5 separate regions of the Mus musculus genome follow, and regions 1, 2, 3 and 5 are each linked to region 4. Evidence: chromatin loops called from intact Hi-C (ENCODE). Cell type or tissue: left cerebral cortex. All regions are shown on one strand.

What was found. Peaks named below come from ENCODE experiments on the same cell type or tissue, not always from the same donor. Only the 100,000 strongest peaks of a DNase experiment are listed, where the experiment ranks them.
Region 1: it touches region 4 in a loop (2.2-fold over the local background); 8 of 42 quality-filtered maps call a loop at or near these places.
Region 2: it touches region 4 in a loop (1.9-fold over the local background); 8 of 42 quality-filtered maps call a loop at or near these places.
Region 3: a loop joins it to region 4, with 4 times the contacts of the local background. A loop is called at or near these places in 3 of 42 quality-filtered maps.
Region 5: a loop joins it to region 4, with 10 times the contacts of the local background. A loop is called at or near these places in 41 of 42 quality-filtered maps.

The regions. Positions count from the first base shown.
Region 1 is chr4:62,610,805-62,615,804 of GRCm38, forward strand. It overlaps a transcript of Rgs3 not described here. Among named protein-coding and RNA genes, the nearest start is that of Rgs3, 6.4 kb to the right of the region's middle. In left cerebral cortex, a CTCF peak has its summit at 2,988; DNase peaks (open chromatin) are centred at 2,157, 2,572 and 3,368; H3K27ac peaks cover 1,568 bases.
Region 2 is chr4:62,619,594-62,624,593 of GRCm38, forward strand. It overlaps Rgs3 (regulator of G-protein signaling 3), which reads left to right and starts at 79. Exons shown (of 16, transcript NM_134257.3): 1 at 79-194; 2 at 4,252-4,333. The coding sequence starts at 141. In left cerebral cortex, a CTCF peak has its summit at 2,921; no DNase peak of the experiment used is centred here; H3K4me3 peaks cover 1,327 bases; H3K27ac peaks cover 3,118 bases.
Region 3 is chr4:63,116,527-63,121,526 of GRCm38, forward strand. Zfp618 (zinc finger protein 618) reads left to right here. Exons shown (of 15, transcript NM_028327.1): 12 at 2,020-2,103; 13 at 4,805-4,882. Among named protein-coding and RNA genes, the nearest start is that of Ambp, 35 kb to the right of the region's middle. In left cerebral cortex, a CTCF peak has its summit at 2,557 (motif pointing left); DNase peaks (open chromatin) are centred at 1,453, 2,023 and 2,544.
Region 4 is chr4:62,694,923-62,699,922 of GRCm38, forward strand. Rgs3 (regulator of G-protein signaling 3) reads left to right here. Exons shown (of 16, transcript NM_134257.3): 12 at 2,349-2,410. Among named protein-coding and RNA genes, the nearest start is that of Gm11210, 26 kb to the right of the region's middle. In left cerebral cortex, CTCF peaks have their summits at 1,262 (motif pointing left), 2,716 (motif pointing right) and 4,660 (motif pointing left); DNase peaks (open chromatin) are centred at 1,247, 2,253, 2,732, 3,334 and 2 more places; H3K4me3 peaks cover 721 bases; H3K27ac peaks cover 2,145 bases.
Region 5 is chr4:62,559,340-62,564,339 of GRCm38, forward strand. It overlaps a transcript of Rgs3 not described here. Among named protein-coding and RNA genes, the nearest start is that of 4933430I17Rik, 36 kb to the left of the region's middle. In left cerebral cortex, a CTCF peak has its summit at 2,085 (motif pointing right); a DNase peak (open chromatin) is centred at 2,100.

The sequences.
Region 1 (5,000 bases), 84 kb before region 4:
ATGTAGGGAAAGGAAAAAAAAAGTTAGCTGCAAATCCAGGCAGTTGGATGTGCTTGTGGTCACATCCCAGTGCACTGGCCTACTTCTTGTACATGACAAATGACTCCAAAACCTTCCTCTTCCCAGTCAGTGACTTGCTCCTCCAACCTTGAGATGTTTCCTCAATACACGTAGTGGAGCTTTATAGGCCACCTAGTCGAATGTGCAGTGGGCACGTTCTGAGACCTGCAGGCACCAAGAAGGAGAGGAGAGGTCCTCCCCGTGGTGGCTGCAGATCCGAGTTTGAATCCCCAGCACACAGGGAAAAAGCCAGCCATTGCAGCACACAAGCCTATAACCCCTAGCACTGTGGGGTTTAGAGACTGATGATGGGGCTTCCCAGCTGCCTGCCTAATTCCAGCTTCAGTGAGAGGCCTTGTCCTGACAGAACATGGTGGAGAGTGGGGGTGAGGGGGCCTGAAGTTATCATCTGTGCCCACACCACCCAACATGGGCACATAGAATCCTGGAAGGGGAGCTGCAGAGCTCAGCTGCGGGTGTCAGCATCTCGGCAGGAGCTAAGGAGAGCCACTTTCACTGGCTGTATGACTGTGGACCTGCCCTTCCCCAGCTCCATGCCTCAGTTTCCTTATCTGTAAAATCCAGCCATCTCCAGGGCTTTCTATTTCAATTTCAGACTTCTGTGAATATTAAGCAGTTACAAACAAACAAACAAACAAACAAACAAAAGTATAGACCTTTTCAAAGATAAGTAAAGATAGAAGGCAGGGGGCTGGTGAGATGGCTCAGTGGGTAAGAGCACCCGACTGCTCTTCCGAAGGTCCGAAGTTCAAATCCCAGCAACCACATGGTGGCTCACAACCATCTGTAACGAGATCTGACTCCCTCTTCTGGAGTGTCTGAAGACAGCTACAGTGTACTTACATATAATAAATAAATAAATCTTAAAAAAAAAAAAAAGATAGAAGGCAGGTATGAACCCCCAGAGATGCATAGCGCCAATCCATCCTTTATCACTATGTAGTTTTCTTCCTCTGGGCCCCACCCATTTCTCCCTCCTCCAGTGTATCACTTTCCTATGTTATCAGTATCTCTCGGTCTGTCTGTCTATCTGTCTGTCTGTCTATATGACAACTCCTAAAGACACAGAACCATGAAGACACAATCACACTCAGAATGATAGTAATCTGTCTAATTCCTCAGTGCTTTGAACATGGAGCTAAGCCATTTGGAAGTCCTCTTGGATGATAAGCGGAAGCTGAACTGGAGCTTCTAATATTGTTTATAGCACTTTCTGAACTTGTACCCAGAGAACAACTTTGGAGAGAGATGTAACTGTTCCCCTGAAAGACAGACATTTGACTCATCAATGTGAAAGACCATTATGGAAGGAAATGAATAAATTTAAGAAAAGCACACACACACACACACACACATATATACATACAATATATACATATGTAATTAAAGAATACAATCTTATTTGATAACCTGTGGCTGCATATATGCAAGGTCTTTTTTGTCCTGTGTCAGATAGCACCCTCAATACTCTGGGGCAGCCTCTCCTTTAACCCTTCTATGGACAGGATCTTTGTCAAGGATAGAGTGACCTGATATCAGAAAGCTTATGACCAGTGATGGATGGGTCATGCACGTAACACAAAGAAAAAAAGTGAATAGAAAACATATGTCCTCAGTTTAAGGCATCAAACTAGAAATAAAAATCATAAAACCCTATGAAACAAAATCGTTTAAGGCTCTTGAATGAGTAGATTAATGTGCTTTCCCCCAGGATGTAATAAGTCTCGTCTTGCGGCAAGCTGAGCAGTTCTGCTGCGCACTCCATAAAGTTGCCTCTGAGCCTCGTATTGGCTCTCTGAGATGCACCTCCTCCTCTTTCTGGCTCTGCTCAGGAGGCGTCCTGTGAGCTCCCATGCCCCAACTACCTCTTGTGCCTCCATAGCTTGTTGCCCTCGCTGTTCATCTGTCAATCTCTCTCTGTCTAGTGCCAGGCCCTGTATTGCTGTCTTGAACTGCTATTTAAATTCCTGCCTATTTGTCATGTTTCCTTAACACTGGGGCTCCATGCCCAGCGCCTGCCAACCATGGGCGTGATGGATTCCCCCATTTGTCAAGCCTTTGCCGAGTGCAGAAGCCTGGAGCTGGAGCCTTGGCAGTAGGCAGGGACCGAGGCATGGTTCCAGAGCCTCTTCACGGAGGGAAATTGCCATCCTCTCCTGTGAGGGCCCAAGTTGGTAAGCCGGCTGGTCGGTGCCTTGCCGTATGCTCAGGCTACTTATATAAGCAGTTCTTCCTCCAAAGGGTTTTCAAAGCAGCCTTTAGAAGTAGCTAATTGAAGAACACTCCGAGAGAGGTCCCTGCTTGTGGACGTTAATTGTGACAGTTTACTCTGCCTGAACGATCATGAAATCACTGGAGGCCCCTTAGCAGGGCTGCAAAGCTCAAGGGAGGCTATTAACCATTTAGCATTCTCTAAGCACCAGGGAATAAAAATTCCACTTACAGCAGAGCAGGGGGAGGCAATGTTTATTACGACGAAAGCCCAAGCCTGGAGACAGGGAAGTCTACAGCGGCAGCCAGCATTGAGTGCAGAGCGTACTTTACCTCACTGGCAGCCAGGACTCTCCCAAATGTGCTGACGAGAAAAACAAACTTGCTAGGAGCACATTGGTAGAGTCTCTAAAGGCTATCCCTGAATGGCAGCTATCTGGATGTCTGCTGCCGTGGCAGTCTAGCCTGCTTCCAAGAGGGAAGAGTGTTCAGAACGGCAGGGTAGGAAGGTGAAGGGGTACTTAGTTAGGGTGACTGCATTACCCTCCTTGAGCAAATCATTAATGGGGCCTTGTATGACGGGGACAAGGAGAAGGAGGTAGCCACGAGTCACTGCTAGAGAAGCAGCCAATGATGCCATGGAGTGAGATAGCCGTGGCTATGGTTCAGAACATGGATTGACAGGCAGGTGGCAGTGCTCCATGCCCCTGCCCCTCACTTGGCTTGGGTGCCTGGGAGAAGCTAGTTTTGTTGTGCTTACAACTATCAGGTGGCAAGCTGCCACCCTTTCCGGAGAATCCAAACAATATGTATTTATGGAAGCTTCTCGACCTCGCCTTGACCATGGGTGGGTACGTGTAGAATCCCTGGAGAGCTTTCCCTGTGCTCCCATGCCCAGACGCTACCTTGAACTAACTGCGTTTGGATCTAGGCACGAACTCTGCAGCTCAAAGTCTCAAGGCAGGTTTTGTAGGCAGCCCTTTGAGGCTGCTGAGAACTGCCTCCTGGGCCTGACCCCTGAAGACTGGCTTCCTGGGAGGTACATCTGCAGGGAGTTTTACCAACTCCCCCTGCCAATCGGGGCAGGCCAGATGCTCTCCGTGGGTCTCTCAGATAGTGAGAACTAGGCTGCCAGGGCTATGCTCCAGTCTAAATACGTATGCTGTTTCTAGATAGTAATTAAACCAGTCTACAAAGAAATCTGAGTTGAGAGCTAGAGAAAGAAAGGAAGGGAAGAAAAACAAAGCAGAATCAAAACTCACAAAAGGCTCAAGTATCAAGCTCAAGTAGAGTGTGGTACAACAGAGGTCCTTAAAAATACCATTGCAAAAGCAGTGGCTGTTCCCCTATGATGATTTGAAAGCAAAAATCGCTAACAATCCCACCTACCAGACACAGCCATTGTTTCTCTTTTGTGGCTCTGTTTTCCATGAAATTTCAGGTTGGCATACGCCAACAAGTGTTGGCATTTCATTGGCATTCATCGATGGCATCGCTATTAAAAGCTGCCAATCAGTTCGTGATGGTTGGACATTCTCTAGGCACTTTGAATTCCTGCTACCCAAGAGGCCCCAGTTCGAACTCTACCCCTCACCAGAGTCTGGCAATGTATGAGGCCTGACCTTGGTTTGTGCCTGCCTGCCCTGTTGACAGTCCGGTCAGATGGTCATTGTGACTTTTGTATGTCAGGTATGTTTGGAACTCGGACTCCAGCCATCTGAGAACTGCTAAGGTCCTGCTTGGCTGTGAGGCAAGGCTGTGTGAGTGGAGGCCCCATAACTTTCTGCTTACTGCATGTCCCCAGCTGAGGTGGTGGCTAAGAATCTCTGATGGGGACAACCCTCTCCACCTAGCCAGCACTAGGACAGCTAACCTCCTCAAGGTAGCCTGAGCTCCCATGGCATCAGAGAGTGCAGCATCTGCTCAGGTTTTCTCGGACCTGACTAATAAATACTAAGTATTCTGTGACCTTGGGAAGGGGACCGAAGTCAATACTAAGTATTCTGTGACCTTGGGAAGGGGACCGAGCAAGCTTGGTGCTTTCCTCTAGAGACTGAGTAGAACTTCTCTGCCCACCTCACAAAGTGGGAAGAAGGAAGGAACTGAAGCAGGCGGAGGTGCTCTTAGGAAGCCACGCGTAGACTGTGGAACCTTTGACTTCCTTGAACAGACCGTGGGAGACTCACTCTCTGCTCTCCTTCCAGGCAGCATACGCTTATTGGCTGCATGAGCTTTGGGGTGAGGTCTCTCTTGACTCCGGACAAGGTGAGTTGCTGGGAAGCTCCTGAAGCAATAGCCCACCAAGGCCCTGGCTGGTATAGTCACGTTGACCCTGGAAATGCTTGGCTTGAGCTGCTCTCTGTGATGTTGTGTCCCACTGAGGTAGATGTTGGTAGTCTAAATTACAGGCTGCTGTTGTCACTGGCCTGGCTGAGGGTTTGGGTTCCCTTACAGAGGGGAGTTTGGCAGCCCCTAGGCTCCCTAGGAAGTGCTGAGTCTGGCAGATGCCAGGATGCCATAAAGGGTCCTCTTGATCTGTCTTCTGGGCTCAGGAGACGCTTGGATGGGGCTAGAAAGCACTGACACTGATTGCAGTCCTCTTAGGCTGGCTGAGGACACAGGCTCAGGATTCTCTTCTTTGCATCACTGTCACTTAGCTGGCCTTACTTGGCTCTGCAGCCCCAAACTAAAAGCTTAGGAGTCGGGAG
Region 2 (5,000 bases), 75 kb before region 4:
GGTGATTTCCTGCCATTCTTCTGAGAGGCGGGCTTCCCAGGGCGGTCATGCCAGGCTGACAGGGTGCAGTGTGGGCTCCCGCTACTGGGGGGGGAGAGCTGGGTTTTCATGGGGAGGCAGCCGAGGCAGGATCCGCAGCCATGAACCGCTTCAATGGGCTCTGCAAAGTGTGTTCAGAACGCCGCTACCGGCAGGTGGGTGCTTGATCCCCTGGGTACTGTGATAGTGGGAATCAGGGATGGGGCTCATCCATATAGAATCTCTCTCTCCACAAGCCCATCTATGCCTCCCCCTGTTCCCTGCAGGCACATTAGAGACAGGGGTTGGTCCCATGGCCCAGCCTGCTACCTACTGCCCCGGGTTATAGGCAGCTGAGGCCAGTTCTGAGTGTTTTCCTATCCACTGCCTGGGATCCTTGATGAGATGAGTTAGCTGTTGCTGCTTGGTTTTTGCTTTTGCTTTTATTATCTAGGAGGAGGTGATTGGAATAAAAAAAGCGCCATGTCAGGTCTGAGATTAGTGGTGCTGGGTTTGGGCTGGGGGGCTAAGGGACTCCCGAAAGCTGCAGTTTTGCTGACTTTCCTGTTTCTGGTGGGCAGCGGTACCCATGATGTCCCTTGTGTGTACTGGTGTGTGCATCTAGGTGAGGTGTGTTGTAAGCGTATGTGTATCTTTTCCTCCCGGCTGCCACCATTGCCTTGAAGTGACTCCGGGATTGCTGTGGCTCTGGAGGCCAACTTCACTGCATCTGTCTCTTAGCTCCTGGGCTGGGAGGCAGGGAAGAGTCAGGAGTGATGGTCACGTTCACCCCAAAGACTCTTCTAGAACTAGCTTTTCTTTCTTTCTTTCTTTCTTTCTTTCTTTCTTTCTTTCTTTCTTTCTTTCTTTCTTTCTTTTTAAGATTTATTTATTTATGTATGTATGTGAGTACACTGTAGCTGTACAGATGGTTGTGAGCCTTCATGTGGTTATTGGAAATTGAATTTTTTAGGATCTCTGCTTGCTCCAGCCAACCCCACTTGCTACGGTCAGCCCCGTTTGCTCCAGCCCAAAGCTTCATTTTTTATTATTATACATAAGTGCACTGTAGCTGACTTCAGACTCATCAGAAGGGGGTGTCAGATCTCATTACGGGTGATTGTGAGCCACCATGTGGTTGCTGGGATTTGAACTCAGGACCTTCTGAAGAGCACTCAGTGCTCTTACCTGCTGAGTCATCTCACCAGCCCACTTTTATTTCTTATACATAGGAATGGGGATCAGGAGTAGGGATGAAGGTAAAATATATCCAGATTTGTGTAGTGTCCAAGATGGAGGGACCACACGAATTGCCCTGACTGTAAAAAATACAGAGAAGACCCTCTTTAGAATCTGGAGCTTAACTCTATAGTGTATAGGTCACAGGCAGAGGCCCATTTCCCCCCCACCCCCACCCCCCCCCCGGCACCTGCCTCCATCACTGGGGACCCAGATGTTCTTTCTAACATTTTCCTGCACCGTTGACCTCAATCTATGCTCCCTACTTTCCTGAAGTTAGTCCCTGTGGCAAGAACATTTAGATGTTTATAAACATAAGACAGGGTGAGCGCCGGATAGGAGGTAATGAAATCCCAGGTGTTCTTGGGACCAGGGGCCAGGGCACAGGAATGTGCTGGTGACCAGAGTGGGACCTGGTACACGCATGGGCTGGACTCAGGGTAAGATGGCTCCCACATCGACGCCGGGGCAGCATTGAACATACTAGACCTTCTGTGGGACCAGAGCTCTAGCCCACTGTGGTCCCCTTTAACTGATCTATTGAGCAGCTTACAGTCGCTTGTCCCTAAAACAGGAGTGGTGACATATGGTCAAGCCCGTGGGAGGAAAAGGTGACCCCTATAAAGTCTTGTGTCTGCTGCTCACCTCCAGGGAGTAGGTAATAAATGCTGGCAGTTAGGGACAGGAGCCCACGTGTGACAGAACGTCAGATACTCTTCAGGTGCTGGCATAGCTGAGACTCGGGAGGGGCGGCAGTGCTTGCCCCTGACAGGCAAGAGAAAGAGCCACCCTGGGAAGGGCACCTGACAGGACCTGCTGAGGTTCCAGAGTCAGGAGAGGGCTGTCCCCTTTCTTGAGCCCAAGGTCAGAGAGGATCGCTGGGGGGAGTATGCCCTCACTTTGGGCCTTGCTTACCTTCTCTGTAAAATGGGCTTGCTGAAGCCGTATTCTTTGGGGTCTAGGACAGACTCTTGTCTTGGAGGACTGACTCTTTGGACACTACTCTGTGTGCTCAGAGGCCTCCATTGCAGCCTGCTCCTCCCACAGACCTGGGCAATGCTCTCATTCCTTTCTAGCCCCTTTCCCGTCACTCCTTTGCTAGCCAATGGGGTAGGATTGTTCTCCGAGGTGGCACTCAGGAGGCGGTGAAGAGCCTCCTGGCCCTGGCCGGACCAGAGTGCCAGAGCGCCACATTTATCTTCAGACCAAGGATCTGGGGCTTACCCTCCAGACAGGAGGGGCCATCCTCAGCGCCCTGTGACATAAGATTGGGGCAGGGCTAGAAGTAGTCCTGTGTGGTGTGGAAGGTAGGTCCCAAGTTCCCTGTGAGCCCCACAGAGTGGCTCCTGCTGTCTTCTCTGGGCCTCTGCTGGATTGGCAACTCGAGATCCCTCCAGCTCTCCACGTTCACTCCCGGCTTTGTTTTGCTTTCTTTCCATATTTTTTTCCTTCTCTTCCTGTCTTAGCTATGTGTTTTCCCAGAATTCTTATGGGAATAGGGTATTTTCCTGCCTCCCTCCCCCTCCCCCGCTTGTCTGTCAGATTTCCTGTTTTACAAACTTGCTTTGAATCCAGGCCCAGGACTGGTGGGAAGCAGAGCCTGGGGACCTTTGGTCACCCTGGGCTCCCGCCTGCTCCCCTTCCTCATGCCTGGCCTTGGGTTACCAGCAGGTGAATACAGTGCCCAGCCCTGAGAGACAGCTCAAGGCTCTGCATGCGGCTGTGCCCTGCCTGACCTGTGCTAGGCTTTCGGAGATGCCTTCCTCCTCTCCCCGTCTCTGTCCAGGACACCTTCTCTTTGTGCCTCATTGGGACTCACCCTGGTCTTTCCCTGCCCTAGGGGTATCTTGGGACTCCCCCTTGAAGCCATTTTTCTGACCTAAGTAATCTGAATGAGCCAGTGGGCCATGCTGCACACAGAATCGCTCTTTTTGTTTTTTGGAAGATTTTGTCTTAAAAAAATTTTTTTTAATTTTATTTTAAACTATGCTTATATGTGTGCCTGGCCATGTGTAGGTCAGAGGTGTTGGATTCCCCCCGAAGCTGGAGTTATAGGCAAATGTGAGCTGACTTGGAGACTGGGAATAGAACCCAAGAGCTAGTATTAGCAAGAGTCAGTGTCTATGCACCTAACTGCTGAGCCAGCGGTTCTTGACCTGTGGGTCTCGACCCTAACCCTTTCTCAGGGGTCAGATCTCAGATATCCTGCATATCAAATATTTACATTACAGTTCCTGACAGTACAAAATTGCAGTTACGAAGCAGCAACAAAAATAATTTTATGGTTGGAGTCACAACCCGAGACTTGTATTAAAGGGTAGTAGCATTAATAGCATTAGGAAGATTGAGAACCACTGCACTAAATCATTTTCAAAGATGGGCGGGCGTGGAGGGGGTCCTTTGATCGGACCTCTGAAAACAGACTGTGGCCTCCCACACCCATACTCCTTTGTAGGCAGAATGAAGCCCGTGGCTAGTACAGGTTTATCCAGGAGGCTGCGGCTCTGCCCGTGCCTGTGAACCCCATCACTCTTCAGCTGACACTTGGCCATGGGCTAAGAGAGAACATGCTACATCTTCCTGCCTGGCCCTCAGGGAGGGCGGCCACCCGCTTGGCTTGATTTCTAAATAAAATAAAGTGTGTGTCCTTAGCCCAAGGCAAACCATGGGCTTAGATCCCAAGACCTCCGTGGGAAAGGAAGCTGGTCTTCAGTGGGGAGAGGAGGTAGAATTCCAGACGGCTCTTGGGTAAAGGGTTGGGGCTGTTAGGACCAAGAGGAAAACGGGTTTCCCTTTTCCTTGATCTCATCCATTCTGCTCTCTGCTTGACTTTGCATAAGTCAGGGTTAAGATGGTGGGTCAGAGATAGGTAGAGGAGGCTGGCTGACTCCTTCTCAGCTCTGACTCCCTGTGGAGAGGAAGGTGGCTCTGGGTGGAGCTTAGAGGCTTCCCAGTTTTGAAACTCTGGAGTAACTGGACAAGGTTATGTCCTAGATCACCATCCGGAGGGGCAAAGACGGCTTTGGCTTCACCATCTGCTGTGACTCTCCGGTCCGAGTCCAGGCTGTGGATTCTGGTAAGTGAATGGCCTAGGATGGCAGCCTCACCCTCCTGCCAGGCAGCTGGACTTTGCTGTTTGGAGCTGGACAGGGCCTCACACTGGATCAGACTCTGGGTTTTCAAAGGAAAAAGAATAATATTTTTAAATGACCTACAGATGAATCTGAGGTTTATGAAAATAGAGCCTTTTTTGGGGGGGGGAGGGTTGTTTTATCAAAATGAAAATAGATTCTGTATTTTGATTCTGCTCGTTTCTGAAGAGGAGCTAAAATCGAATTCCGATGGCTGCAGGGGAGATGTATGAGCTTGCATCCCATCCGCAAGCCCACTTAACACTTAGAAGTGGACATCCCGAGCTGGCTGTGGTGGCTCGTACTTATAACCCTTGAACCTAGGAGGTAGAGGCAAGAGGATTGCTGGATATTCAAAGCTAGCCTGGCCTACACTGTGAGTCTCTCTCTCTCTCTCTCTCTCTCTCTCACACACACACACACACACACATACATAAACAAAAAGCAAGAACATAATAGGCAGAGGCTGGGAATGTGACACAGTAAAGCACTAATACAGTAAGAGGGGGATTCATTTGGTCTCCAGAAACTGTGCAAAAAGGAAAAAGAAAAAAAGAAGCCAACCACTGTGGCTCATGTTTTAATTATATCCTCCTGCGGGTGGGGTCGGAG
Region 3 (5,000 bases), 420 kb after region 4:
TGTGGTTTTGTGTTTACTGTGCTTATATTTCCCAAAAGGAGGGGAGTCGACCAACCTTGAAGTGTGGATTTTTCAAATGCTGTGTTGTGACAGTTGTGTTTTTGCTTGCAGGTAGGAGGCTAAGTCAGGGGGATCAAAATTTCAAGCCCTGCTTGGGCTATGGAGTGGGTTCAAGGCCAGACTAATCAACTTAGTTAGACCCTGTCTTAAAGTAAGAAAAGAGGGTTGGGGGGTAGCTCAGTGATAAGAGTAATTATGGAGACCTTGCTTGGCGTTCCATCCTCAGCACCTTAAAAGAATTAGATTGTCCACCATGGTCTCCTTGGTGGTAGACATTGGCTCACCAGATTGTAGGGTCAGGGCTTTCTTGACTTTACCCTTTTTCTTGAGCTTTGTGGCTGAGCTTTTGAAGGTCCGTAGCATCTGCAGAGAATTGTCTGTGGAGACTGCAGTCATTGAATGTCACTGTCTCCAGGCAAGTGTCAAGCAAACCATGGGCACATCAGTGGCTGCCTCTGTGAGACTTGGAATCCCTGGGGTGGATCTTACCTGGGCAAACTGTATGGTCAAATCCAAGGGCACCAGGTTAGGGGCTGTGAAATGGTGCGTGTGAGAGGTCGAGACTGTCACTGTCATTATCCTGGAGAATATGGCTGTTTGTGTGCAGGTGGACATACACACATGGATTTATATTTCTCCTGAAATACCTACCTGCCTGTTCCCCTATGAATACAGATGAAGGCAGAGAAGGGGACCTTCCTTCTTACAGAGGAGGCACCTGCCCCAGATAAAGCCTTACGTGCTATCCTAGTGGGTCCAGGAGCCTGACAACTTCAGTGTGTCTCTCTGCCTGTTAAATGGGTCGTACTGCATTCGTGGTGTTGGGAGGATTAGCTGGTATACAGTAGGTGCTCAAGAATGAGAGCCCCTCACCCTCTGTAGATAGAGAATGAATGGGCCTCTGCCAGCTTACATGCTGTCTGGAGGTACTCAACCAAGCTGTAAGGGACACAGAGGAAGCATGGTCCTTACAGTGCCACAAAGCCTCTACAGGCTGTGGGAGAGTTTGAGGCAAATGGAAGACCTGAGCAGGCCTATAGGAACTGCCTCAGGCTGGCTGCCTCATCCGTCATCCATATCACTCAGCACTTCGTTGGGTAGGACAGACCTGCTGAGTGGTGTTTCTCCAGCTGATTTTCAAACAGCACCACTTGGAAGGATATGTAATCCTTAAAAATCCCTATATTTTGGGTGCAGGTTAAGTTAAAGCCCAGCGACTCTCCTTCTGGTCAGTGTCTCGGAGCCATTGGTAGCCTCATCCAAGCTGTATAAGGGGCAGAGATGGCTGAGTATCTCAAATTGACTTTCCTGAGACCTTCATGTACTGGATCAGCTGTGTTCTGTAGTACCCAGAGCATCATAGAAAGAAGAGCTGGGTTGTTGTCTGCTCGTGTGGGTGGGGATATAAGTATAGAGTTTTGCTTGGCCGAGTCCATCCCTGCATTGTGGGGTTTCCAGAGAGATGCTGCAGATGTAAGCTTTGGGGAAGGTACTAGACGTGGCTGACAAGGAGTTCCTACTTCCCCATGCAAGTTCTGACCCTCCTCACACAGTCTTTGGCCTTCCCAGAGCAAGTATGAAACTACCCCTCCCTACTTGTCACATGTTCTGTCCCAGAACATCCTTTATGCCTTGAGATTCTTGTTGGGTCAAAGTTGCCTCCAGGAAATGGACTGACATCCTCAATCCTCATTTGGGAGCTGTCGCAGCAGAATCTTCCAGAGAAAACAGGGAAGCTCATCCCAGCGACTCAATCCTGGAGTAGAAAATGGGGCCCTGACCTGTCTGCCGGCTGCATTTCACCAGTGTGTCCTTGGGCAGGTCACCCTTTCCCTCTCCATCCCTCTACCTCCCAGACACACATTCTCTGAGCTCCATGGGCCTCCTGCCCACTCAGCCCTGACAGACAAGCTGACCATTCCCCGTGCCATATCACGCCCCCTCTCTGCCTCCTTCCAGCAGAAAACACCTTCAGTCGTCGAGTAGAAAGCAAAGCACAGAACCACTTTGAAGAGACCAATAGCAGCTCACAAAATTCCAGCGGTGAGTCTGTCTGTGGTGTGACATGTGGCATCACGTGTCACCTCCCACAGAAGAGCAGGTACCTATGACTGGGGTCTTCTGATGCATGGTGGGGCTTGTTGGGAGAGGGGCTGGGTAGGGAAAGAGAGAGAGAGCAGAGCTTATGAGAAGCAGAAGGGACCATTATATCTAGGAGCCCGTCTGTGGCTTCTGCCCTTGCCCACAGACAGGGAACTTCCTTAATCCCAAACTCAGGCATCAACCTCGCCAGCCCAGATGGGTAACCCTAAGAGAGCCATTTGCTGAGTAGTGCCATATGTAGCAGGCTTCTTTCCAGAGAGGCAAATGGGGTGATACTGGAGCCAGAGGTCCCAGGTTCTGTACCCAATACCACAGAAGAGAGTCTCTTCTAGACCCTGCAGTGCTATGGCTTGGCCTGAGAGCTCCTGGTGGTGTTTGCTGCCACCTGGTGGCTGCCTTGTACTGGCACAGCTTGGGACTCCAGGATTTATAAAGCCTTGGCAGGAATGTGGATGGTCACCAGCAATCCCTATCTTAGAAAGGGACAGGAAGAATGTATGCACAGTTATGGCCAGGACAGGAGGGGACAGGTCTTCTGCCACTATGAAGCTGATGTCATTGAATATTAGGCCTGAGTGAATGCCCCACTGTGCTGACACTGCCTGGTACATACCTGTAGTGGGTGCTTCTTGGCCACATGGGCTTCAGCAAATGGTTCGTTCGGATCACAGATACCAGATGGAGGCTTCTGCCTAGTAGTAGACCCAAGCTCCTTCAAACCCAAGTTTGATCCCTGCTCCTCTGGCTCCAGTGAGTGGTCTAGATGAGTCCCAACTCCTCCTCGGCTGCAAGTAGCTTGAGGAGCACGGACAGCCCCAGAGAACACAGGCAGGAGGAGGGGAGGGAGTGTTGCTTTGGGCGTTGCTTGGCTTGTTTTACCTTGGTGTAAACCAAGCACTTGGTGCAAGTACCACTTGGGTCATCACTGTGACCCTCAGAGCTTCTGTAATTGGTTGGTCTAGGAGGAAAGCATGACCTGCCCGGGGCCACAGAGGATTAAGTGGCAGCCTGGAGCTAGAACGTGTCTCCTGTCATACCCTGGGCTCTCCACCCAAGCCATGCTGCACCCCTTACAGCTCTACTGCCACCAGGGCTAACGTTTATGCAGGGACAGCACTGTCATGGGCTGCTGCTTGCGCTGGCAGCCACCATTCATTGAGCACTTACGACGTGGCTGGCATGTGTTCCGAGCTCTGTGTGTTGCGTCTGTTTTCACCCTTGCCACAGTCCTGTGGGGATAGTGTTCCTGTTACTCCCACTTTCTGGATGAGGAAACTGAGGCTCAGGATAAGTCCACTGTAGCCCCAGGTCCCCCAGACTACAGGTGGAGCCAGGACCCTCCTACTTTGCCTGCACTCCACTTTGCTGCCTGCTATATTGAAGGCTTACCAGCCCCACTCTCTGGCAATGCCAGACAGTAGGAGGGCTTGCCAGAAGACAACCAAGTGGCTAAGTGCGTGGCCATATGAGCATCATACCTGGGTCACAGAGCCTCACTGTCAGAGCACCCTGAGGCTTGGTCGATATCAAGTGACACTGCCTTCTCTGATGGCTGTGCCTTTCTACCAGCACCTCTCACCTACCTTCCCACACAGACTGTGTGTCCACCAAGGAGCTCTCTCCAAAGAGGGCCCCCTGGCTCGCTCACCAGCTGTGGTGCCTTCACAGCCCGGACTGGGGAACATTTAGCTAAACTGTTTCTCTTTTGCAGAAACTGCAAGTCCCCTGATTTCCAACCCTTTCCCTCTCCTGCAGAGTAAGTGATGGTCCTGATGGGAGGGTTGAAGAGGGCACAGCAGGGCAGAGAGTGACTCTCTGGCCTCCCTGAGGTATAGACAGGCCTTGGACCACCCTGAGGGTTAGTCCCAGTAATAGCCTTGGGAGGATGCTAGGGGCTCCGGAGGGTGGAGAGGTCAGGTAGGTAGAACCCTGAGCACACAGGAGGGGGGACAGGTTACCCACTTCTGATTATCCAGACAGCCTCAGGACTTCTCTTCCAAGCCACCTTTTTCCCTCTCTTTCCCTCCCCTTCTACCTAACAGTGTGGTCTTTCTTTCCTCCCACTGCCCCCTTCTTTGCCAGGCACTAGTGTGCTTCCTGAATACTCTGAGCTTTTGGTGTCCCTGCTGCCTGCTCCACTTAGCCCATCCTCCAGCTTATCCAGTTGTACCCACTGCCTCGCTTCCCCCCTCTTTCTCTCATTGCTTCCCCCTCCCATTGTGAGTGTCCTTATTCATCTGTGCATGCGTGCATCTTGTTTCCTCCATGAACAGTGATGCTCGTGTGGTCCCACGGGCAGAGGGTTAAGCTGTGAATCCCAAGGGGCAGAGTCTGTTTCCTGGGAGCTCCTGGTGCCTGGATGTTGTCCTTCCCATGTGCTCAGAACAGTGCCTGCCACGGAGTAAGCGCCCAGGAAGCAGCAGGCCCGTTGAGTTAGCAGCCTATATCTGTGTGGCTTCCCCTCTTTCTGCTCCTGCCTCTCCTTGGCCTTTCTGTCTCCAAGCTAGTGGACAGGCCAGTTAACAGGCTGGGCCCAGGGCCCCAAGTATGCACCTGGATCCCCACCTTCGAAGCTGCCTGCAGCCCAGTGTCAGGGTGCCTGAGTATGGACCACCTGTCACATGCCCACCTGTCTCCCCAGAACCCTACACGTGCGGCGCCTGTGGGATCCAGTTTCAGTTCTACAGCAACCTGCTGGAGCACATGCAGTCCCACGCAGGTAAGGCCCAGAGACCAGCAGAACCCACGCAGAGCACACCCCCCCCCCTCCATCCCATTATAACTGGACACACACATCTCTGGCACTTCCCGGGAACTTACCTTCTGAGCCCCAGCCA
Region 4 (5,000 bases):
GTTTTGCCAATGAAGGGAGCAGACGTGGCAAGCAGATGGAACACAGCTAAGGTCAATTAGCTAATATGGGATTGAGCTAGGATTCAAATCCAGGCTGTTTAGAAGCCACACTCTTAATCACGACTGTAATTATAGGGGTAATGACAATAAGAATTATAGTTATTATTCCGGGAGACTGAGAGCTCTCAGTCCCAGAGGTGGCAGGGTGAGGCCAGGCAGGCCCCAGGGATCCCTGCCAGAGTTCAGGGAGGGCCAGTGACTCCGGGCTCACTTCAGCTTGCAGCAGGGCAGGGTCATGGAGGAGGGGTAGGGACAGGTAGAAGAAGCTGCCCCTTTGCCAGCTGGGCCCTGGGCAGCCTTGTCGCAGCTGAAGGAGGATGATCTTGGGGGTCATGCTAACACCTCCAAAGACCCAAGGCTGCAGCCAATGTGGATACTGAGGAGGCACTAGGGTCCAGGAAGCCCTGTCTGGCTTAGTTTTTGGTCTTTCTTCCTGGTTGTAGGCCCCTGTCCCCTTTTAGTGCCAAGGTTTCTTAGGTGCCTGAAAGCCAAAACCCGGGGTCAGAGCTTCCCACTAGGACTACTGAAGATGACCCCACCCCACCCCACCCCCAGTAGTGGAAGGAAGAGCCCATTTCCCAGCTGGGTAGAGACTGGGGGTGGTGGCTGGCGGGAGTGGTCCCCAGGCCCATTGTGTGGGGCTGATAAAGTGCGGAAGCCGAGGTTAGAATGGGAGGAAACCCAGCTCTGTGGGTCCTTTCCCACGGGTGGGGGCTCCGAGCACTGCTGAGGTAGGCTAGCACAACTGCAGAGCCTGTGTCTCTGTGAGTCAGGTACAGCAGGGTCGGCCAAGTGTTGAGGGCATTTTGGGTGCCAAGATGTCCATGACTGGGACCCACATTTCATCCTGGTCAATCTTCTGCCCGTTTGGGCTGCTAACCCACCCTAGGCATCTGCTGAAACAAACAAACAAAAAATAACGTCTTCCAAGTTGGTAGAAGCAGCACATATGCTGGGACTGGCTCCAGACATGGTGTGTGTTCCTGGGTGCATGTATGCGCGCGCGCGCACGCGCGCGCACACACACACACACACACACACACACACACACACACACACACACACACACACACACACACATGTTTCCACGCTCTGGTGTGGCAACTGATTCAGGAAGGAGGCAGTTTTTTTTGCTGAGTCTTTCCTTGGAAACAGTCACCTTGTGCCATTTTGGCACTTGAGTGCTCCGCCCTCTGGTGGACAGTTTTTAATTTACATAGGCGGATTCTGTCTTAAGTGGTTCAGGTCCTTTGGGCAAGTGGCAATGAGCCTCTATTTACTACTTATGGACTTTCTAGGAGGATTAATGAGACAGAAGCTAGATGAAGGGTGTGAGGCTGCGAGGAGATGGAGGCTACAAGAGATAGGGTCTCTCATGCAGGAGGAACAATTTGGCAAAGTCAGGGAGCTGGGGCTATAGACTCTGCAGGCTGGGGTGGGTCACAGGAATGAAACTGGAGGTTCTGGATCCAGCAGCGAGGACTCCTAAATGCAGTGTCTCAGGCTGCATCTTCTTGGATGCATTTATCTGGCAAATGTGTGCTCCTACCACACTGACCATATGAAGGTGACCAGTCCGAGGCTTCCAATGGAAACTCAGAGCCAAGCAGAAGAGGGTTCAGACAAACCATTTTGGGTGTGGTGGGGACCTTAAAAGAGATAAAGAGGGCATGAAAGGATTCCTGGGGACAGAGGCATCGGTGCTGCTTGGCTACGGTGCCTTAAGCTATGCCTTAAGAAGGAGAGTCACTAAGGACAGCAGCAAACACTCTGCTGGGCTGGGGCAGAGGAGGGAGCTTCTAGAATAGGTGCTGGCCTGGCAATTTACTGATGATGTGGCAACTGGTCGTACCAAGCCCCATGATAGATTCTCTGCCATGTGGTGTTTTGGATGTTATCCCAAGAGTACTAGGGAGCCCTGGAGTGCTTTAAGGCAATGGGGATGCTCTCAGTCTCCTTACACCCTGAGTCCTGAGATAGCCATCAGGATCTTGGTTGTGGAAACTGAGATGTGAAGAATCATAAAGAGGCAGTGACCAGCCAAATCACAGAGCAGAAGTCTGTCTAGACCCCTGCTCACTTGCCAGCCATGGCGCCTGACGGGATCCTCTGTTCCCAGTGTCAAATGTCCCTCTGATTCTCCCCACAAACCAGGAAGAAGCCGACTGCTTGATCTGGGAGCTCTGCCAGAGATGGCGCACTGGGGATCACTGGGCTGCTTGCAGGCTGCTGCTGGAGCCTTGTGTCCTGGGTACCCAGACAACATTGTATCTCTGTTTTCTCTGCAGATGAGTGGGACTGACCTCACAGAATGTGATGAAGCTTCCCGGAAGAGAAAGAGCAAAAACATGTAGGTTGGGACGATCCTGATTGTCTCCTGACATTCCTTCTCTTCTACCCCAGACTTGGGAGAAGTAGGGTTGCACTCCAGCCCCACCCACACCCCCAGACAGATACTAAGGAGCAGTGAGCTATTGAAGACTCAGGATAAATCATTAGGATCTTGAAAGTTTATTTTCTCAGAGCTAGGCAGGAACTAAGTATCCCTGGCCCAGCCTAGCCTCTGAGCCAAGCAGTGATTTATAAAAGTCCTTGGCATACAAAGAGCTGAACTGACAAGTCTCTGGACTTCCTGAAAGTGAACAGTCTCAGGCATGGCCAGAAGGGGGCACTGCTGGCCTAGCTACACTATGCCATGCTCTCTGCAAGTTTTTCTGGCCAGCCCAGCCCAGCCCAGGCTCCCTACCCTTGTGAAGGTTTATTTCTGGTGCCAGTTAATGAGGTCTCTGGCTTGTGAGGGACAGGCGATGCTCTCGTTAGGTTTCCTCAAACTTTCAGTCTTGAGGCTCCTGAGGAGCAGATTCACAGAGAGAAGTCTGTGGGGGCATGGCTCATAGTAGGAACACAATCCCCCAGAGGGAAGGAACCTCTGCCTCCAGGTTCAGTAACAGATAAGAAAGAATTAGAGCTGGGGGAAGCGGAGAGGCGTCTTCCCTGGGCGTGATGCCTTTAGTGACCCTCTTTCCTAGCTCAGACCTGGGCGGGAGCCCACTGGTCTAGGAAACCATTTTCTCCAGCTTTTCTGCCCTCTTCTGTTTTATCCCCAACAGCGGGCTTCTCTCAGACTGTAGCCCGAGGCAGTGAAATGTACAAGCAGCCATCCTCTGCTGGGACACTCCCCCATTTAGCTGCAGTTTGGGTGGATGGGGACTGGAAGGAGGTATCCATACAATGTCAGAGCTGCTGCCGGTGGCACCTGGGAGAGCAGTAGGTGGTGGTGAAGGGTGGGTGTCCGGAGTTCTGGAACTGCCTCAGATCCACACTCTGTAGTTGCCTTTAAAAGTGGGCATCATCTTTTGAACGTCTGGAGTTCACATTCTTCAAAGCTTAGACAGTTCTCTTAGCATCTGATTGGGACACAACAGCCAGTGTTCATTGTGCTGGGTTCTATAGGTGTTGCATAGGTGATCATACTTTGCATGCCCTTTTTGTGTGCCACATCCTCGTTTTACAAAAGGAAACAGACTTAGGAAGAAGTGAGTTAACTTGTCCAGACTCTGTTTCAAAGGAATGGGAGCCAGGATGGGAGGCTAGTCTGCTTTGGGGCTGCTATCCTGACCCAGAGAGCCACTGGTCTCTGGACTCCTTGACTTAGAACCTACTGCAGCCGTGGTGGAGTGGGGGTGTCTCTGGGCAGCTGTTCCTGAACCCCAGAACAGGTGTGACAGCAGCTTCTTAGGTCCCAACACCTTTGTGCCTGGCACTGTATGCCTGCCACACCCTAGTATCCTGAACACCCCAGCAGGTAACAGGAGTATCATCCTTGTTAGACAAGCAAGAAACTTGACTTCCAGATTGGTTAAGGGGCTGAACTCAGCAGACGAGGGGAGCTTGGGTTTGACTCGGTCTCCAGAGCTGAGCTGCCAGCTGCTACCAGGTATAGTGCCACCCGTGATCTCAGAGGCGCATTTAGGCTTGGATAGCTTCAGAAGGAGAAATGCCACAAACTATCTAGAAAGTTTAAGTTTCCTTGGCTTTGTGAGAATTGCAGAGACCAAAAATGAAAAAAAAAAAGAATATTCAATCACAAAACTAAATATGTAGAAATTAAGTAAACCATCCAATGACCCCCCCCCCCACACACACACACAAGTTTATAGCATTTACACGTTAGGTTATTCAAGCTTAGAACTACTAAAACTTTTGGGGCCTCTTGTATAATAATGGGCTGCCCAGTCTGATAGCAGTGAGCTTACAGGAGCTGGCAGGGGATCACAGACTAGGGGTGTGAAATAGAACAAGGGGTCTTTAACCCTTTTTTCACCAGTAGCTTCCTGAAGGCTAAAATCTGCCTCTGGGAGGAGCAGCCTGGCTAAAAATGGTTTTTGGCTAAAAATAGCTAGTCCTGCCACCCTGGTGGGCAGAGCCTCCTTCTCTCCCTCCTTCCTGCCCAGCAATTTGCTGACTTGCCTCCCTTGTTGCCATGGTAACAAGGGAGGTGGGTCACAAATAACTGGGTCTGGCTTTCTGCCGGGGGCTGGCCCCAGGGGCTGTCCTTTGCAAACACATGCCCCTTTCACGCTGCCTCTCAGGGTTGGCCAGCAGGGCTGTTTTTCTCTGCTGCCCCCCTCTGGTCCCTCCCATTTCCTGGCTCCGCCTGTCTGAGTCCCAGCCGGGCTTGAGCCTGAAGTCCAGTCATCCGGCCAGGATTCCAGAGACAGAGTGCACGCAGCTCCAGCTCTCTGCGGTGCACATTTACCTCGAAAGCCTAGGAACTCGGTGGGAGGCAGGAGCCTGAGGCCGCTCAGTTCACACCATCCTGAGTCTCAAGGTGGGGGGACTCTTCAGAGATGCTCCGAGGCATGTACCTCACACGCAATGGGAACCTACAGAGGCGGCACACCATGAAGGAGTAGGTGCCCCTCGTTCCAGCCCATTGG
Region 5 (5,000 bases), 140 kb before region 4:
ATGATCGAAACGGCCACATCTTGTCAGGAGGGCAGTGGCCCCTCTTCTCTATCCTTTGGTCTTCACAGTCCATCTACTCCCTTTTGGATGACGTCCCTGGGACTTGGAGCAAGTGTCATAGATGTCCCATCTGGGACCAAGCACTCAGCGTCTGTTCCCAGTACGGTGACTAGTTATGAGCCCACACTTTGACCATCACCCATAGCGGAGAAAGGCTTCTTTGACCAAGGTTGAGAACTTCACTCGTCTAAGAGTATACAAGCGCATATGCAGAAGGCAACGAACTCTACTCCATTCTGCAAAAAAATGTCAGCAGTTGATTGCCCCACAGTGCCTGTGAGTGCTCTCTGGCTCTTTAAAGTAAACTGAGATGGGGCACCCTAAAGCAGAAAGGAAGGAGAAAGCAATATAAACAAGAAATGACAAAGGGGGTAGCATCCTGTTAGAGCCCCTGCCTCAGCCTCGCAGTGTTCTGACCAAGGAGGGTCCAGGTAACTGCTGCTAACTGACACTTCCTGTCACCCGGGGCTTTGGGAAGCTGAAGTAAGACTCTGAGCTTGGAGATTAGCTTTGATAATTTGACAGGGGAACTTGAAGTCGAGTCTCCTGAAACATGGTCGTGAGAGGCTAATATTTCCAAGAAAGTAGTCACCAGTCCTCTACCTCTGCCATGTGCCACTCTCTGGCCCCTGCTTGAAGGAGGCCACTTGGTTTAGTTCGCTTTGGTTTTGGATGGTGCTTCCTGGTGACACATAGCCTGGTGACACATAGCCCAGGCTTATCTGTGTGTGCGGTCATTGTATACACCTGTAGCCTAGGTCCACACTGTCTCTTGGAGCCAGAGTCCAGCTTGGGTGTTGTCCTAGCCACAGGGGCCACAGAGTCTGTTTTTCATTTTTGAATTATAGAAGATGCACTGAGTTTGGTGGGGAGGGGTCAGGGTTTCACCAGTGACCCTTAAAAAAATCAGTTTAATTCAAATATGCCTAAAAGAATTTCTTGCTAGATTAGGGACAGAAATATCCCCGGCCTTTAGATGGAAATGATTAGAGGCCCTTTGGAGCCAAAGGGAATCTGAAAGAATTTTTTTCTTTTTGTTGCCATGAAGTACCAGATTATGAAACTACTGTGTTCTTCTGTTATGCATTAACAAATGTTTATTTAATACCAGAGTACTGTTATGCGTTACAGCATCGGTGGTTCTCAACCTGTGGTCACGACCCCTTTGGAGGTTGAATGACCCTGGAACAAGGGTCGTATATTAGATATCCTATCGACCAGATATTTACATTATGATTTCTAATAATAACAAAGTGATAATTATGACGTAGCAGTGAAATAATGTTATGGTTGGGGTCACCACAACATGAGGAGCTGTATTAAAGAGTCTCGGCATTAGGAAGGTTGAGAACCCATGTTAGAGAGGAAACTAACTCTTCATTTACCTTTTGTTGTTGGTTTGAAGCAGGGGCTCTCTCTGCAGCCCTGCATTGCTTCAAAATCATGGCGTCCCTCCTGCCTCAGTCTCTTAAGGGCTGGGATTACAGACACTTGCAGGTAACTGTCCATCACTGACTAGACAGGAATCTGGAGGCAGGAATTGAGGCAGAGGCTGTGGGGAAGGGCTGTTTTCTGGCTTGTTCCTCCTGGCTTGCTCAGCCAGCTTTCTTATACAACTCCTCTGAACCTGTGAGCCGGCCCCAATCAAATGCTGTCCTTTATAAGAGTTGCCAAAGTCATGGTGTATCTTAACAACACTGAAACCCTAACTAAGACACAAGGACCACCTGTCCAAGGCTGTCAAGACCCACAGAGGGCTGGGCTGAACCCTCCAACATCAATCAGTAATTAAGAGAATGCCCTATGGGCTAGCCTACCAGCAATCTGGTGGAAGTGTTTTCTCAATTGAGACTCCTCTTTCCAAATAACTCTAGTTTATGTCAAGTTGATGAAAATTAACCAACACAACTGACCCAGTTTTCTTATTACCTTGAAAAAGAAGAAGGGTTCAAGTGGTAGAAAGTTACTTCCTGGAAATAGAGCTCTGCAGAGGAAATCTCCTGAGCACTCTGTCTTGACAGTTGCAACCACTAGGTGGTGGTATTACGTCATGAAAACAACACCTTTTGCGGCCAGTGTCTGTACAACAAAGACATTTTCAGTTACTAAATGGAGAAGATACGTTTTCTAATTTGTATACAGAGTCCAATTTAAATGCTTGAGGGGACTGGTAGCTCCTTGATGCTGAGCCTGTTGTCATGGTTACAACACCAGGTTACAAATGACAAATAGGAGGCTGACGAATGAATGGACTATCTCAATAGTTTAGATTATTACTGAAAGCACCCTTTCAAGAATATGTGGAATTCTGTAGTCCAGAGGCTTTGAATTGGGGAAGTTGAAAGCTATTGATGACCTGACATCATTAGGACAGACTCAGGGAGGTGAAAATACCAAAGGCAGCCTAAGGCACTAATACTGTTTTTCATTCTCTCTCTCTCTCTCTCTCTCTCTCTCTCTCTCTGTCTCTCTCTCTCCCACCCTCCCTCCCTCCGAATCTCTCCTCTCTCTGTTTGAATCTGTCTGTCTCTCCCTCCCTTCCTCCCTCTGACTCTCTCTGTCTCTCTGTGTCTCTCTGTCTGTCTCTGTCTGTCTCTCTCCGTGTGAGTAATGTTGCTTGGCCGGGGTTTAAGTCCTAGCACCAAAAGGAAGAAAGGAAAACAAAGAACCAAGTCTATGTGTACTTGCAAAACATTTGAAACAGTCTTACATATAGCCTAGCCCAGCCTCTAGTTTGAGATTGTCTTTGCCTCTGCTTCTCAAGGGCTTGAATCGTAGGTGTGTGATACTATCAGGGAGCCTGTGTGTATCTTGACTAAGTCACACATGCTTTTAAAAAACAGGAAATGGGCTGGTGGGACGGCTCAGTGGGTAAAGGCATTTATTACCAAGCTTGATAACTTAGGTTCAGTCTCCAGGACCCACATGATGGAAGCAGAGAATTGATCTTTGTGGATTACCGTAGTCTGACCTACACACACACACACACACACACACACACACACACACACACACACACACACACAGTGGCAAATGTGTACCTACACAGAGACAGAAAACGAACTACATAGAAAGGGGGCTGGAGAGATGGCACAGCAGTGAAGAGCTTTTTGCTCTTCCAGAGGACTGGCACCTACATGCTCCTCATGACTGTCTGTCAGTCCATTTGTAGGGGATCTGACGGCCTCTTCTGGATGCCATGCGCTGCATGCACAGACACGTGCAGGCAAAGCACTTACAGATATAAAATATATCTAAAATAGCAGTAGAGTGTAGTTTGGTGGAGTACACCTATAATTCCAGCACTCAGAAGTTGGAGACAGAATTTCTAGTTTGAAGCCAGGCTGGGCTACATAGCAAGATCCTGTCTCAAACCATTCTTGACTTCTTTCTTGAGTCTGTACAGTGTATAAAGGTATTTCTGCCTTGGAAGGGATTACGAAAAGTTATCTGTTAATTTTCTCTGCCTCTCATTCACTGGTTCGTTGTAAAGTCATTTATGGTATAAATATCGTTGTAAAGATTGTGTGTGTGTGTGTGTGTGTGTGTGTGTGTGTGTGTGCATGTGTCTGGTTGGATGAGTATGTGCGCATGTGAGTGCACTGGAGCACTTGCGGATGCCAGAAGAGGGCATTAAATCCTTCGGAGCTGGAGTTACAGGCATCTGCGAGAAGTCTGGCTTGTCCTGTGGGTGGTGAGATCCTCACAAGTGCACAGCACACACGTTCAGCCACGGAGCCTTCTTACCCACCAGCCTCCACTGCACAGTGATCAGCTGAGCGACTGCTGTGGGAAAAGCACTGGTCCAGGTTATGTGAGCATCTCTGGTCTCATCATCTCGCCTTGTCTTAGCACCTCCGAGATCAGTACCAAATCACATTAGCCATATCGTCCACACCCTCCCTCCCACTCTACTCTGATGCCTCGGCTATTTCCCTGATCTGAGTCTAGCCTTGTTCTCCACACAGACTGCCTCCTCCCCTTCACTCACCTTCCAACATGAAAGTATTACATCTTTCCCTAAAGCCGTCCCTTGCCCGGAGATCAGCACAGCCTCTTTCATTGGGTTTATGAGCGTCGCAGGGCACAGCCACCTGGACTGGCTTTATCCCATTTGCCTGCTCCCTCTTTACTCCGTATGCTCCCACCATGGCTGCTTTTATTTTGACTTCTTCTAATGAGCCGTGTCCTGTGCTATTTTCAGACTTAAAATTTTTTCGGGACTTTCCATTCAACCTGGAACATTCTTTTTTTCCTTCCTGTTTGGCTATTTTCTGTTCATTCTTAGGTCTCGGCTTACATGTTCCCCAACTTGGAAATAAGCCTTTCCCCAGCTGGACCTGTAAGAGTGAGTCCCCCCTTTCATTCTCTTCTCGTGGCCTCTATGGGGCAGGTGGGCCACAGCTTGCTCTTGCTACCCTCTACTGCCAGACTGTGAGCTCTGAGTGTGTCACAGCGTGTCTCCACACTTGGGGGGAGTGCCTGGCATTGTGAGGGCCCAGGAATGCAGGGTGAAGAGTGAATTAGTGAAATGCACATCTAACATGTCTTCTTTCTTTTGTTCACTTGTTCTTCCTTCCTTTATTTCTATATTCCTATTATTATTTTAAAGATTTATTTGTATTTATTTCATGTATGTGTGTATATTGTAGCTGTCTTCAGACACTCCAGAAGAGGGCATCAATCAGATCCCATTACAGATGGTTGTGAGCCACCATGTGGCTTCTGGGAATTGAACTCAGGACTTTTGGAAGAGCAGTCATTGCTTTTAACCACTGAGCCATCTCTCTAGCCCTGTGATTTTTTTTTTTTTTTTAATTTTGATCCAGTGGCCATGTGAAGCTGTGGAGGGACCAGGGAGCCTGAGCATGAGGCTTTCCTCGAAGTTAGGAAACTATGTAGCTCTGGTTGTTCTGGGACTCCTTGTGTTGACCAGGCTG